2 separate regions of the Homo sapiens genome follow, and region 2 is linked to region 1. Evidence: chromatin contacts called from ENCODE Hi-C data. All regions are on one chromosome and are shown on one strand. Each heading gives the region's core, a stretch centred on a gene start or an enhancer-like site at or near the end of the contact. The rest is flanking DNA. Distances are from core to core; before and after follow the strand shown.

The links. A loop is a pair of places that touch in the nucleus more often than their neighbours do. Pooled maps may share reads with other maps.
Region 2: a loop to region 1 is called in a pooled map, with 11 times the contacts of the local background. The contact joins the promoter of TBL1X here to the enhancer-like site in region 1. A Hi-C loop is called at or near these places in 6 of 50 pooled maps.

What each region holds. Positions count from the first base shown.
Region 1 is chrX:7,081,325-7,087,980 of GRCh38, forward strand. The region is part of intron 2 of PUDP (pseudouridine 5'-phosphatase); the gene reads right to left. Among named protein-coding and RNA genes, the nearest start is that of STS, 63 kb to the right of the region's middle. RefSeq lists enhancers at 815-1,315, 1,316-1,816, 1,936-2,005. Within about 2 kb of position 2,732, at least 9 of the 41 ENCODE cell types and tissues checked have a DNase peak (open chromatin) inside an H3K27ac peak, as active enhancers do.
Region 2 is chrX:9,461,575-9,468,184 of GRCh38, forward strand. TBL1X (transducin beta like 1 X-linked) reads left to right here and starts at 3,484. Exons shown (of 18, transcript NM_005647.4): 1 at 3,484-3,873. RefSeq lists enhancers at 1,415-1,709, 2,084-2,912, 2,740-2,939 and silencers at 3,170-3,749, 3,870-4,009, 4,310-4,459.

The DNA.
Region 1 (6,656 bases), core at 1,482-3,981:
TTTATGTTTTGTAGAGACAGGGTCTCCCTATGTTAGCTAAGCTAGTCTTGAAGTTCTGCTTCAAGTAATCCTCTTGCCTCGGCCTCTCAAAGCCCTGGGCTTAGAGATGTGAGCCACTGTACCCGGCCGATTATTTTATTTTAGCTTATCCTTCTTGCATTTCTATTGCTGTGAATTATTTCTAAGGTGGAGTAGATAAACAAACACACACCAATGTGTCTAGACTGGAATGCAGCTCAACATTCTTATTGATGGAGAATGAATCAAAAACGGTTTTGGACGACTGCTTTACACCACCACAACATACTGAGATCTCCAAAATGCTTGGGACTCCTATGAAGATGAAAGCCAAGACAAGACTATGACCACAGTCAGAGATTACGGGACATCCGTCAATTATACGCCCTCTTTGGGCCTCAATTTTGTCATCTGTCAAAGAGCAATGATTAACGTTCCTCATGGAATTAATTCACAAGAAGAACAATGCCTGGAAAATGACATGGGTGAGGAAGCCCCAGATAAATGTTAGGTAGTGTCGTTATCATCAGATATAGCTCCAGTGTATCATCAGGAATGAACGATCCTAATCACCTGATTCAAAACTGCCTGATGCCTTCACAAAGTTTTTCATCTTTTAAAGAGTGCACACAAACTTTGTCTCACTCAGTGGCTTTCCCTGAGAAGTAAAAGACGAAAAAATGCAAATGGAGTTCTGTTCTAGGGAGAAGCTGGTTAATTATGTGTATAAATGAACTCCAGTTCCCAGCTCCTAGAATTTGGTGTGCTTCCGTGGGTTTACAGGAAGGGCAGAGAGACAGATATCTAGGTATCTGTTGCTCCAAACAATCAGCTCACAGGACACATCTCCAGGGGAAGAACTGGGGAATGTGGAGAATCAGCACTGTGAGTGGGAAGAAACGCTCCTGCTTTCCTCCATCCTAGAGACCCAAGGTGGGTGAGAACAGGGATGTGCAATTAAACAGGATTAAACAAAGGAAAGAGGCAGAAGACAGGCAGCTGCCGCGCGGTCTCAGGTGTTCGTGGCATTCTTTTGTTGGGTGATCTGGCCATCAGAACCCTACAAGCCTGAACATTCTCTGTACTACCTAAGACCTGCAGTGAGCAACAGAATCAAGTGGGGGGTACCGGGGGTTGACAACGCAAAGTGGGAGAGGGAACCGCTTAGAGGGCCGTGCATGTCATTAACGCTGTGTGCCGAGAACCATGTCCTGGGCCTCAGTCTAGAAGAGCTCTATGAAGTGAGACATGGAAGACAGCCCGTGCCACTGGGGCAGACGATGTGGTCAGCTGATGGATGCCACCTGGCTACCTGTGAGAAGACGCTGATGCTATCCCAGGACCAGACACACCTGTGGGATTCTGCTGAGCCTCCACTTCCTGCATGGGCATCCTAAGGGTGCCTGGCCCGTCACCCCACCCCACCATGGGGAAGGTGCTTTGGCATGCTGTCTTTCTTAGGGGCTACTTTTGCAACTGCCTGAACAGCAGGTGTTATGCTTCAAAAGCTTTGTGTGACTGAGAGCAGTGGGTTGAACGGTAGCCCCCAAACAGAAGTCCTCACCCATGGTACTTCTGTCTTGTTTAGAAAAAGGGTCTTTGGAGATGTAATTAAGTTAAAAATCTTGAGATGAGCTCACTTTGCCACGTGGAAACGGAGGCAGAGACTGAAGTGATGTGGCCACAAGCCCAGGGATGCCTAGAGCCCCCAGGAGCTGGGAAAGGCAGGAAGGATCCTCCCCTAGAGCCTACAGAGGGAGTGTGGCCCTGAGACACCTTGATTTCAGACTTCCAGTCTCCAGAACTGGGAGACAGTCAACTTCTGTTATTAGAAGTTGCTGAGTTTTCAGTATCTTGTGGCAGCAGCCCCAGGAAATGAACACACAGGTGCTCTGTTCTTGAATGTGAATGAGCAGAACAGACACTGCCAGGTGTTTGTGGAAGAAGACTCAAACAGGCAGAAGACAGGAATCTGCCAGAAAAAAATGACAATCCAGAGAAAAGTGGGCGAGGAAGCAACAGTCATGATAATAATTAGTATTCATGAAGACATATAAGTTACTGAGTCCTTAAAACAAAAACAGAATGCTAGAAAAGAACAATTCCCAGAAGAAGAAAGAACATATGAGGATTAAAATAAATCAGGAGAGGAGGGCCGACACAGGCAATGTCAGCTACGACACCAAGCTGTCTGGGATGCGGTTCAAGACAGTTGTGGGGGGCAGGTGGTGGACAGACGGCTGCTCTTTCTCGTTCCTTAGAAATATGTCCGGTTTGGCTGGGCATGGTGGCTCATGCCTACAATCTCAGCACTTTGGGAGGCCGAGGTGGGCGGATTACTTGAGGTCAGGAGTTGCAGACCAGCCTGACCAACATGGTGAAATCCCATCTCTACTAAAAACACAAAAATTAGCCAGGCGTGGAGGCACATGCTTGTAATCCCAGCTACTCGAGAGGCTGAGGCAGGAGAATCACTGGAACTCAAGAGACGGAGGTTGCAGTCAGCCGAGATCACACCACTGCACTCGACAGAGAAAGACTGTCTCAACAACAACAACAACAAAAAAAAAAAGAAGGAAAAAAAAAGAAATACGTCGTGATTTTTAAAACATTGACAATATTCAAATATACACAGAAAGAAACTGCCTGATTGATATTGCTTTATTTCCTGTGAGGCAGTTTCACTTCCTGAGGACTACAGAGAAACCCTGTCACCCTCCGGCCTCCATCCTCTTCCTAAGACTCAGAATCTGAGCTGTTACCTGCATCTTTGCGGGTGAAGACATAGCTCATGTGCTTTCACTTCCTGGAAACTTTACCAGGCTTCTCACACCCTTGTAACCCGCTGGGATTCACCACAACACCTCCAGCAGCTGGCTGCAGTTATTGCGGTTGTATGTATGTGGTTAGAAACTTCCACTCAAGAATGAGTCACAACCTCTGCACTCCCAAGACCCCATGCAGACATCCAGTGAATAAACTGCTTATTTCCTGCCGTCTGTTTTCCTCATCCTCGTACTCCATCCTCTCTGTTCTTAGGAATGGAAGGCAGTGGTGGGGGCAGGAATCATTCCTTTTCCTTGCAGTACATGTGTGCAGCATGGAATAGAAAGTGATTTCAGATACATAGTGGGAAGGTGAGCTAGTTTTCCTTTGACTCCATCCATGGCTTATGAAGCAAGCTGAATGCTGGCTGTGGGGGTGTGAGGATGGCCCCTGCACTACACAACAATGCTCAGAGTTTCTCAGGGTTTGTGTTTCCAATTAGGAGGCCACGCTTGGCTGGCACATGCTGGGCCCTCAATAAATATCTATGACCGATATTGAATGGACAATTAAGGCAAAGGTCATTAAAAATAACATTTGGCTATGTGAAAATCACTCAGATTCTAGATTTTAAGTGTTCTCCCCACAAAACATGATGAGAAAGTGAGATGATGCATGTGTTCATTACCTTGACGCAGCCACTCCACAATGTATACATACTTCAAAACACGTTGTGTGTGATAACTATATACGATTTCTATTTGTCAATTAAAAAATAAATAAGTTAAAAAAATAGCATCCGGTTATCCGAGTTCATGGTGGGGAGCCTTCTCATGAAGCGGTTAGCATTCTCCTTTACACAAGACAGACCTGTTACTCTCTAATAAGATGCTGCCTCCTGGAAAATGTGTACCCAGAGAGCACACACGGTCCAGCAGACGTCGCTGTTGTGGTATAGCACATGGAGGCAGGGGATAAGATTCGATGTGATTGACAGGCACATTTATCCAAGAGAAAACTTTCAAGATCTGATGGAGTAATGCAGGGTTTCCATTCTTATTTCTTGCCTACTTGAAGTTCCTTGAGCGAGCTGAAAGCACTTACTGTTGCGAGGCTTCCTAAGGAAACATCAGTTCCAGGTTCTTCACAAATGTCACACGTGATCTCACAAGGGTACCATGTTCTGAACAACACTGAGCTTTGGAATACTAGAATTGTTGGCACTTCACAATGCAAGGACTTGTCTCGCTCTCTGAACCCTGGGTTTTACGTGGGCAACTTGGCAAGTCCACGAGCCTTCGGTCATCAATGGACAGTCAGGGGCCACATGCAGGAAGCTGTTGCTGTGTGAAGAGCTGATGCCCTGAGAGAGTGACCAAGAAGGGAGAAAGATGTCTGCAGGTCAAACAGGCACCTGGGATTCCATAAAATGGATGCAAGTTAACTTTAAATCATAAGGGGTAAGCTGTGTAGGTCAGGTATTTACAAAGGGGTCCACGAAATGGATTTTAGCAAACTTCCTTTAAGTTTAACATCTGTTTAACTTTTAAAAACATATGCTGATGCATTTATTTCTTGTTCAAGATTTATCGAAGGAAACATAATTCCATGAGGACACGCTGCTACCATTGTGATAAATGGATTGGTCATGCTCAGTGACAAAAGTGTCTCCTGGACCAGACTCTACTCAGGCTGCTCTGAGTCTTTTTCTCCACAAGGCCCCCACACTGGCCTATAAAGACTTGAACAAGTTCAACAGCTCAAGGTCACACCGCTACATGACTCTAGCCCCCTTAAAGTACTTGCCTACGAAAACTCAAGGCTGCCAAAATAACTGATTGTTGGTTCCAGCCACTCCTGCAGACAAGCCTCTGTGGAAGGGCAGGAGCCTGACTTCTATCAGCACCAGTGAAACCCAGATGGCTTCACACTGACCAAACCCTCTTCCTGCTTTCTGCAATTTTCACTTCCCCAACTCTGCTGAGCCCCTGCTGACCCCTCCCTACTCCCTGAATTTCCCTTTAAAATGCCCAGTCACCTCTGGGATAATTGATGTTGAGCCCAGTTTCACATTGGTCTCTTTTCTCTATTGCAATAGTATATTATGGAAGAAAATCTGTGCTGATCGCTTTAACTACTGTCTGGCTGTGTTTATCCTTGACACTAGAAAATAACCAAAGTCAAATTCCCCAAAGCATATAGTATTCACATTCATATATATAGTTTTAAAAACTGTGACTTTAAGTATAAATTTAAAAGAAATATTAACTAATTTAGGAAATCTGGCTAATATAGATTCTTGATTTTTTATAAGTTCTGTATGTTTATCTATTAAAATGGAACCATCACTTACAAACACTACTGTGCGCTTTTTAGTTCCCTCACAGGAAACCTCTGGTAGCCACAGCCACTGTGAGTGGGCGTCTCTTAATGATTTACTGCAGAGCCATGCCTCAGGCTATCCCTCTTCTGATCTTCTCCAAGCTCTAGGGAGCATGCTTCTTTCTCAGACATCATTGATTTTGGCAGAGCACCTCCTTCCTTTTTCTAGGCCTTCCAAATGAATTCTGCTCTTTTGAAAAGGTGCTTGCTGCTAGGGAGAGGGCCCTTGGCTGTGTGCAGATCTTCAGTCCTAATTTACTAGGGACCCGGCACCAACTCAAAGCTAATATCAGGGATCGCCACTTATGGAATTTGCACCACAGGATCCGGCTTATGGAATTGAGTGACTAACCTATATCCTGGACGTAAGACAGTGTGGTAGTGTGGAAGGAAAGGAAACAGGAGAAAGGAATTGGGTTGAGGGGCTGGAAGAGGAGCAAGGCTCTGGCAAGACTGGCTGAACCTCATGGAACACTCCAGCCAAACACGACTGACTGAGTCCGCGCCCCAGCTCAGGGCCCTCCTGGGGCAACCTGAACAGTGGCAGTCTGAGCTGGGAGTAGGAAAGTATGGGTGGAGGTGTACTGGCTTGACAGTGCTCTCCCCACAAAATTCATGTTCACCTAAAACGTGGGAATAGGACCTTAGTTGGAAATAGGGTCTTTGCAGATGTAATCAAGTTATTATGAGGCCATACTAAATTAAGGTTGGACCCTAAATCCAAAGAAAGGAGAGGGAAATTTGGAGACAAAGACACACAGGACGAGGGAGGGCGTGTGAAAATGGAGACAGAGATTGGGGAGTTGAAGGTACAAGCCAAGGAAAGCTAAGGGTGGCCGGCAACTACCAGCAGCTGAAAAGAGGCAGGAAGGATCCTTCCCTAGAGCCTTGAGAGGGAGTGCAGCCCTGCTCACACCTTGACTTCGGACTTCTAGCCTTCTGAGGTGTCAGACAGTTAAGTTTCTGCTGCTTTAAGCCACGGAGTTTGTTAATTAACACAGCACTACCAGGAAGCTAATACAGTGGGTTGACCCTGGAGGAGAAAACTTGGATAGACTGAGGTTCTATCTGTGAGATGACCTTAAACCATCTTAATTATCTTTCTCAAATTCTGGTACTTGACACACAAATTTGTGATACTTGATGGGGAGACAGTGTGGGAAACCTGTGTTTCCTTTTTTGGCAAACATTAAATACTGACAGAAATAAAGCAGTTATGAAAATAAATATAAACTAACTCCTTTCAAATCTTCAAACAAACAGTTGCAAGAGTCCAGTTTACATTTATTTGGTCTGCTGGTCCCAGGGCAATACAGGCGATGAGCATCCGACTGCCTTTGCTGTTCTACCCACAGCTGGCTGCTTGCTTTGTGGCAATAGGTGCTGTCTAATGTTCTCCGGGGTCACTGAAATGTGATCGGCCTAAACTCCTCCAGCCAAAGAAGCACCTTTCTCTAGAATCTCGTTATCAGTATCACTGATGGCACAGC
Region 2 (6,610 bases), core at 2,234-4,733, 2.4 Mb after region 1:
TACTTGCCATCTGTATATCTCTTTGATGAGTTTTTTTCTGATCGTTTGCTCTTTGATTCAGTTGTTTATTTTCTCATCGTGGAGTTTTAAGAAATATGTATATATATATACACATACATATACACATATGTACATATATCTGTACACGCACACACACACACACACACACACACACACACACACTCTAAAAAAAAATTAGAGACAAGGTCTTCTCTGTCGCCCAGGCTGGAGTGCAGTGGTGAGATCACAGCTCACAGCAGCCTCAACAGGTGTGAGCCACTATGCTGGCCTGCATATTTCAAATACAATCCTTAATCAGATATGGAATTTGCAAATATTTCCTCCCATTCTGTGACTTGTCTTCTCATTCTCTTAACAGTGTCTTTTGTAGACTTTTCAAATTTTAGTGATGCCCAACTTACCAATTTTTTTTTCTTTTACGCATCATGCTTTTGGTGTTCTAGCTACACAGTCATTACCAAACCCAAGGTCATCTAGATTTTCTATGTTATCTTCTAAGAGTTTTTATAGTTTTGCCTTTTACATTTGGGGGTATGTTCTATTTTAAGTTAATTTTTGTGAAAGATAAAAAGCCTAGTTTTTTTTTTTTTTTTGGCATATGGGTGTCCAGTTGTTCCAGCACCACTTGTTAAAAAGGATGAATTGCCTTTGCTCCTTTGTGAAAGATTAGTTAAGTATATTTGTGTGAATTCCTACTGCCTTTTAATTAAAATTTTGGGTACTGTTTATGGGGAATGCTGGTAGTATTTGTTGCAAGCAGATTCTTGTTTTCCCCTCCCTCCAGTCAATAACTGAAAATAAGTGTTTGCAACACACACACGCGCACACACGCACATGGCTAGTGCAGTGGGTTTCTGTGTAAATCACTGTGGACCCCTCGCCCTGTTATCCTTTAGCTTTCTCAGAATACACTACCTCCTTGCCGCTCTACTTTATTTCCTTGTTTTCTCCCACCTTATAGGACTGCACATTTGAAAAATCGTTGAAACAGATTAAATAACACAGTCTAATTATCACCCACCTACAGTCCATCTAGTATTTCAAAAAGAGGAATTTTGGTGATTTCACGATAAATGTAGGCGGTCTCTCTTCCTGTCTTAGGTCTTACAGTGTCCTTTGGGGTCCTGTGAGTCTATGATAAAAGATATTGACTCTTTACGGGTAATAAGGGTGGTGGGATTATGGGGATATTGTCAAACAGTCAAGATGAATTCTCAGCTCTTTTGCATTGTCAATTACAGGAGCTCAGCTGTAAATCCTGGCCACACTGGGCTCCAGTTTGAAAGTGAGGATTTCCACCACTTTCCCATACTTTAAAAGACTGGCATCTGCCAAGTAATCAAAACACACAAAGAGGCCTTTTAACCAAGTTTAGCTTGGAATTTCCAACTGCTAACCACAAGCAGGTCTGGCAAGCTAGGAGGCTGGTTGGCTGCGCAGCTACTCCAGAGTGTGCGGTAGCCGAGGGCTGCGTCCGCGTAAAGCCCAGAGCTGTAATGATGTCAACTTGTTATTTACTTTCCAAATCTGAATGACTGAGCAAGGCGAAAGGAGAATCAATCAACCACAATGTGACCCTACAGGCGGAAAAAACGCAGCACTCCCACCAGCAGGCGGTGGGGGAAGGGAAGCACGTGTAGCCAGGGCAGGGTTGCATCATGAGCTCGTTCGGGTTTTCTATTGCACCCTTCGTTTTTCTATTGCATGTAATACCTCAGCATCAGTCTGCACAAGCCCAGGGAGCCCAGGAGCAACGAAGGGCAGGCTCAAGGGAAGGCCCCACCATGTCCTTCTGGGGGGCCTTGAATGGCAACTGATACATAATAAGACACAATCTATTCTGCTGATTCACAATTATGGAGACTGTGTAAGTGTGTATTTTTTTATTGATGTCCTCTAATGATGGTGTAGCAACAGTCGTTTTGCATCATTGACGTTTTACAGCAATATTTTGCAGGGTAATTTTGAGGTCCGCCGTTTTGGTGGAGGACCGGCCTCTTAAAAACTCACCTCCGGCCGGGCACGGTGGCTCACGCCTGTAATCCCAGCACTTTGGGAGGCCGAGGCCGGCGGATTGCCTGAGGTCAGGAGTTCAGACCAGTCTGGCCAATATGGTGAAACCCCGTCTCTACTAAAAATACAAAAAAAATTAGCTGGGCGTGGTGGCATGCGCCTGTAATCCCAGCTACTCGGGAGGCTGAGGCAGGGGAATTGCTTGAACCAGGGTGGTGGAGGTTGCAATGAGCCGACAGCGCGCCACTGCACTCCAGCTTGGGCGACAGAGCGAGACTCCTCAGAAAAACAAAAACAAAAACAAAAAAACAAAAACCTCACCTTAGGTCCCCCTCCCCCTACAACCAGAACAACAAATGGTCTAGAGTTCGAGGAAGAGCAAGTGAGGTTATAGTTTAGATTGCTGAGTGTACCGGGCTCTTAGCACGAAGCTCATTATATAGTAAAGGAAGGGGCAAGAATATTTGAAAAATATTCAACGAGGCTGACCCCAGAGGTGCTGGGGAGGGGGAGTGGAGATCTGTTTAACTGAATTAAGGCTGCGAGTGGTTGGGAGTAGCCTACGTGGAGGGGAGGAAGGAGCGCTGGGGACTTAGGTACACCGGGGCCAGGCCGTGTAAGCCATTGCAACATAAAGCACTTTGCAAGGGCCAGAGGGCTGATGCCTGGGGGGTTGGGGTGGGAGTGATGAGGCCCGAGTGCCCAGGTCCCCCCAACCTCCTCAGCCCCCACACCCGAGTTCCTGGCGCCTATGCCTGTGTGTCTGAGTTTGTCCCTAAGCATTTCTGGCTCTTCTTGGGAGGTGTTTTGCAAAGGTCGAGGCTCCGCCGGAACCCCCACTTTTTGAGCTGGGGTAAAGACTACTGGGGTGTCTTCTAAGACGCCGATTTTGAGGGAGATTCACCATCGGGCAGGTGGCAGGGGGTTCTGTTGGGGCAGCCGGGTGGCTTCCTTTTTGGGGTGGGGGAGGGTAACACTTTAGCAGTGATCGAGGTTCCCCTGCCCCCTAGAAACTGAGGGGGTGGCCGAGGTTCCCGTCCCCTCGAGGCAGTCGTGGAAAGGCTGGGTTTGGGATGTGATGGGGGTAGCCCTGGGGTCCTCTCAGTCCCACGGAGGCCACGGGGAAGGGACCGGGACCAGAGCAACTAGGGAGAGGCCCGGGTTCCCCTCACCCACCCTAGGCGTGGGGGAGCGGGGCGGGCTTGGTAGGGACGCTGGTCCCCCGACCGTGGGACAGGGGCTGGGTTGGGACGCGGGTCCCCACTAGGAGCCGCGGGGGAGGGGCAGGGCCGGAGTCCCTACCCTCGTAGGGGAGGGGCTGGTTCGGGACGCGGCTCCCCCGGGGCGCAGGGGCGGGGCCGGGTGGTACGCCGGGTCCCCTCCCACGGCCGTGAGGGAGGGGCCGGCGGCGGGGGCGGACCCCTGGCGGTCCTCCTGGCTGGGGTCCGCGCGCTCGCGGCAGCTCCCCGTGGAGGTCACTGTCCGTGCCAGTCCCTCCCGCTGTCCCGCCCTCTCCCGCTGCCGCCGCCGCCGCCGCCGCGCCCGCCTCAGCGCCCCCACTCCGCGCTTGGGAGCGAGGAGCCGCCAGCGCCCCCGCCCCGCCGCCGCCGCAGCGCCCTCAGGCCGCCATTCGCCACCGAAACTTTCCAGCGCCCGCGCTCTCTCCGGGACTCGGCGGCGGCGGGGCGGGGGCGGCCCGGGGGCGGCGCGCGGCTGCTCCGGGGCGCCGGGCCCTCTTCGGCCGCCGCACGGCCGGGACTCGGAGGCTGCCGGCTGGAGGGAGGTTCGGAGCGCGGCCGGGCGCGCGGCGCCGCCACAAGTTGCGCTGCTCGCGACGAGGTGAGTGCGCAGGGCTCGGCGGGCCGGGCGCGGGGTCCGCAAACTTCTGCGGGGAGGCGGGTCCCGCGCTGACCCTCCAGGGTCCGGCCGGCGGCTCGGGGCGCCCGAACGCTCCACCCGCCCCTGGAACTCCTGTAGGTGCAGGTCGCCAACTGTCCCCGCGGCGCTCGGACTGGGGTGCGGCGCGCTCCCAGGAGCCTGAACAATACCCCGAGGTGGCCGCTCCCCGAAGTGCCGGCGCGCCTTGCGGGGAGAGACGGAGGTCGGCGGGGGGCTCCTTTGTTTTGGGGAGGGGGAAGTGGCCGGTAAGTTTAGGGAAGCGCTCGGCTTTTCCTCCGGTGCCCCTTTGTCTGCCGATTCAGGGGCTTGCTGGGCAAACCTGCGCCACCGCGGGCTCCGGGGACCGGGGTGGAGGGCGGTGGCGGGATTTCCCCGCTGTTGGGGAGAAGAGCCCCATTCATACCCGGGACGCGGGCCGGCCCTCCCGGACCCGGGTGGAAGCGCAGCCTCGCGGAGTGGGGCAAGCGGCGGGCGAGGTGGCGCGGGCCCCGTGTCTGCTCAGTTTCTGACGCGCAGAAACTGTCAAGGAAGTCGGGAGCCCCAGTCCTCCGCCCATCTCCCCGGCCTGAGCGCACGGCTGGGCTGGGGGCACCCTTGGCCCGTCGAGGGTCTGCAGAGCGCCGCCCGGGGAGAGCGCAGACCTGTTGCTGCTCCTGGGCTCTGACGGGGCGGGTGGGGTGGGTCTCGCAGATCCTGGGCCCCGGCCTTGCTATCCAGGGGGACCTTCCCTAACGATGGGACCGGTGCTCGGAGTGGAGTATGGGGAGTGCGCCTTCGGGAGTCGGCGCTGGCCGGATATGTGACAACTGTGGGTCGCTGGAGGCCCGCCTGCGCTGGGATAGGGCCTGGACTTCACGTGCGTCGCCTGTGTTCCGTCAGACCGGGGCCGGGGCTCGCTCCCTGCAAGGCCTCGTGTTCCCCCAGCCAGCTGCGTTGGACGTTCCACAAAGGTAGGGACTGACGTTTATTCTCGAGTCAGTGATGTTCTGGAGCAAAACCTAAAAAGAAACAAAAACCTACCCTCTATTGTATTTGCAACTGTTTCTGCTTTGCATTGTCATGTGTGGTTTGACCTGCCTTTTGGATGTTTTCCTCTCCTGAAACATCGCCCAGTCCCTGGTTTAACCTGGAAGGCGAGGGGGAAGGAAGGCAACCTCCCTGCTAAGGTTCCAGGCAGTGGCTTTGGTGTTGGAAGTGGCACTTGACGATTTTATGAAAAGTTTACAAGTCCTTCCTAGAAAAGATGTAATTAGGAAAAATAAAATACAGAAGAACGTTGAGTATGACGCGTTTATTTTAAAGGGTAGTCCTGTCTCAAATGTGCTGCACATTTTTGTGGAAAGCCACCAAGCTGGGTAACTAATGCAAACAACAAAAGTTGTTCATCACTGGATCACCGGCCCTTAAGGCGATTCCAGCCCTTAGTAGAACACACACCTGTAGGGCAAATATGGAGATTTGTGGTGTAGTGCTGCCACCCTCGCTCCCCAACTCTCAGGCATTTTGCCCCTTTACCTCAGAGAACTTCTCTCTGTCAGTGGTTTTAAAGAGGAAACAGTTTGCAAAAATAACTTTATTGTAGACATACTTAGAAGTGAATGTTTCAATTTCTGGAGTTTTCCCATCAATTATATCAGTACCACTGGTTCTGTACAACATCATCTTAGTTAGAAGATTTTTTTTCACCTTTTAAGGTGACGAACAGAGGCGGGAAAATGGTCCCTGCAGAGGGAGGCCATCTCCAGCAGGTCCCGAGGGTCAGGAATTCAGATTATCCGATCTACTCCTGCTGGATAGGAGCACACCTCCGCTAGAACCTGGGTCCGGCCCCCTCCCAGTTTTCTGCAGGGCGTCCAGATTCCGGTGCTCTGCCCCGCAGCAGTGCCCTGTGGGCCTCCTGGCTTAGCTGATCAGCACAGCTTCTCTGCCCAGCGAGGCAGGACCATCCTCCCACTGCTTTCCTGATGCCTTGGATTTGCTTTTTTTCCTCCCTTAGGAAAAGCAAAAAAACCTAATATGCTACATCCGAGAAGTTGTTAATCTTTCACTACCACATGCATTGAAAAATCAGTTCCACCCAGGAAGCAACACTAAAGGCATATTGTAAACACTTTTTTTTTTTTAGTTGGAAAGATAAACTTTTTTCCCCCATAACTATTTTTAGTTAGCCGGAGACTGGACTCGAGTTTTTACCTCCGGTCTTGCCCCCTCCACTCCCGCCCTCACTTTCTGTGGGGCTCGACCACATGGACCATGCTGGCCAGACTGGCAAACATGAAACCCACCAGAACCAAAAGAAAAGCTGGATATGGGAAGGGGCCGAAGAAGTCCACATGTTTCTAAAGGGCAAAGAGCCTAGGCTGAGGAGAGACGTTTCAGATCTCCAGGGGAGAAAGACAGCCGTTAAGGAGTCCGCCGGGCTGCTGCCTGCCTGGCCAGCGGGAGCCTGACTTCAGATGCCTGCGCCTCCCAAGCTGGCCCCCTCCCACACAGCCATCGCCATCCAGTATTTAGGGAGAATCCACCGCATGCCTGAAGGTTGCAGAAGTGAATTGGAAACCGTTACAAATGGAATTGGAACAAATTTAAAGTTAAGATGGAAGAGAGAATATGTTGAGTTTTCAGAGGAAGTCGGGTACTGCTTCCTTTTCTTGTCTAGGTTTGTTCTTGTCCGATG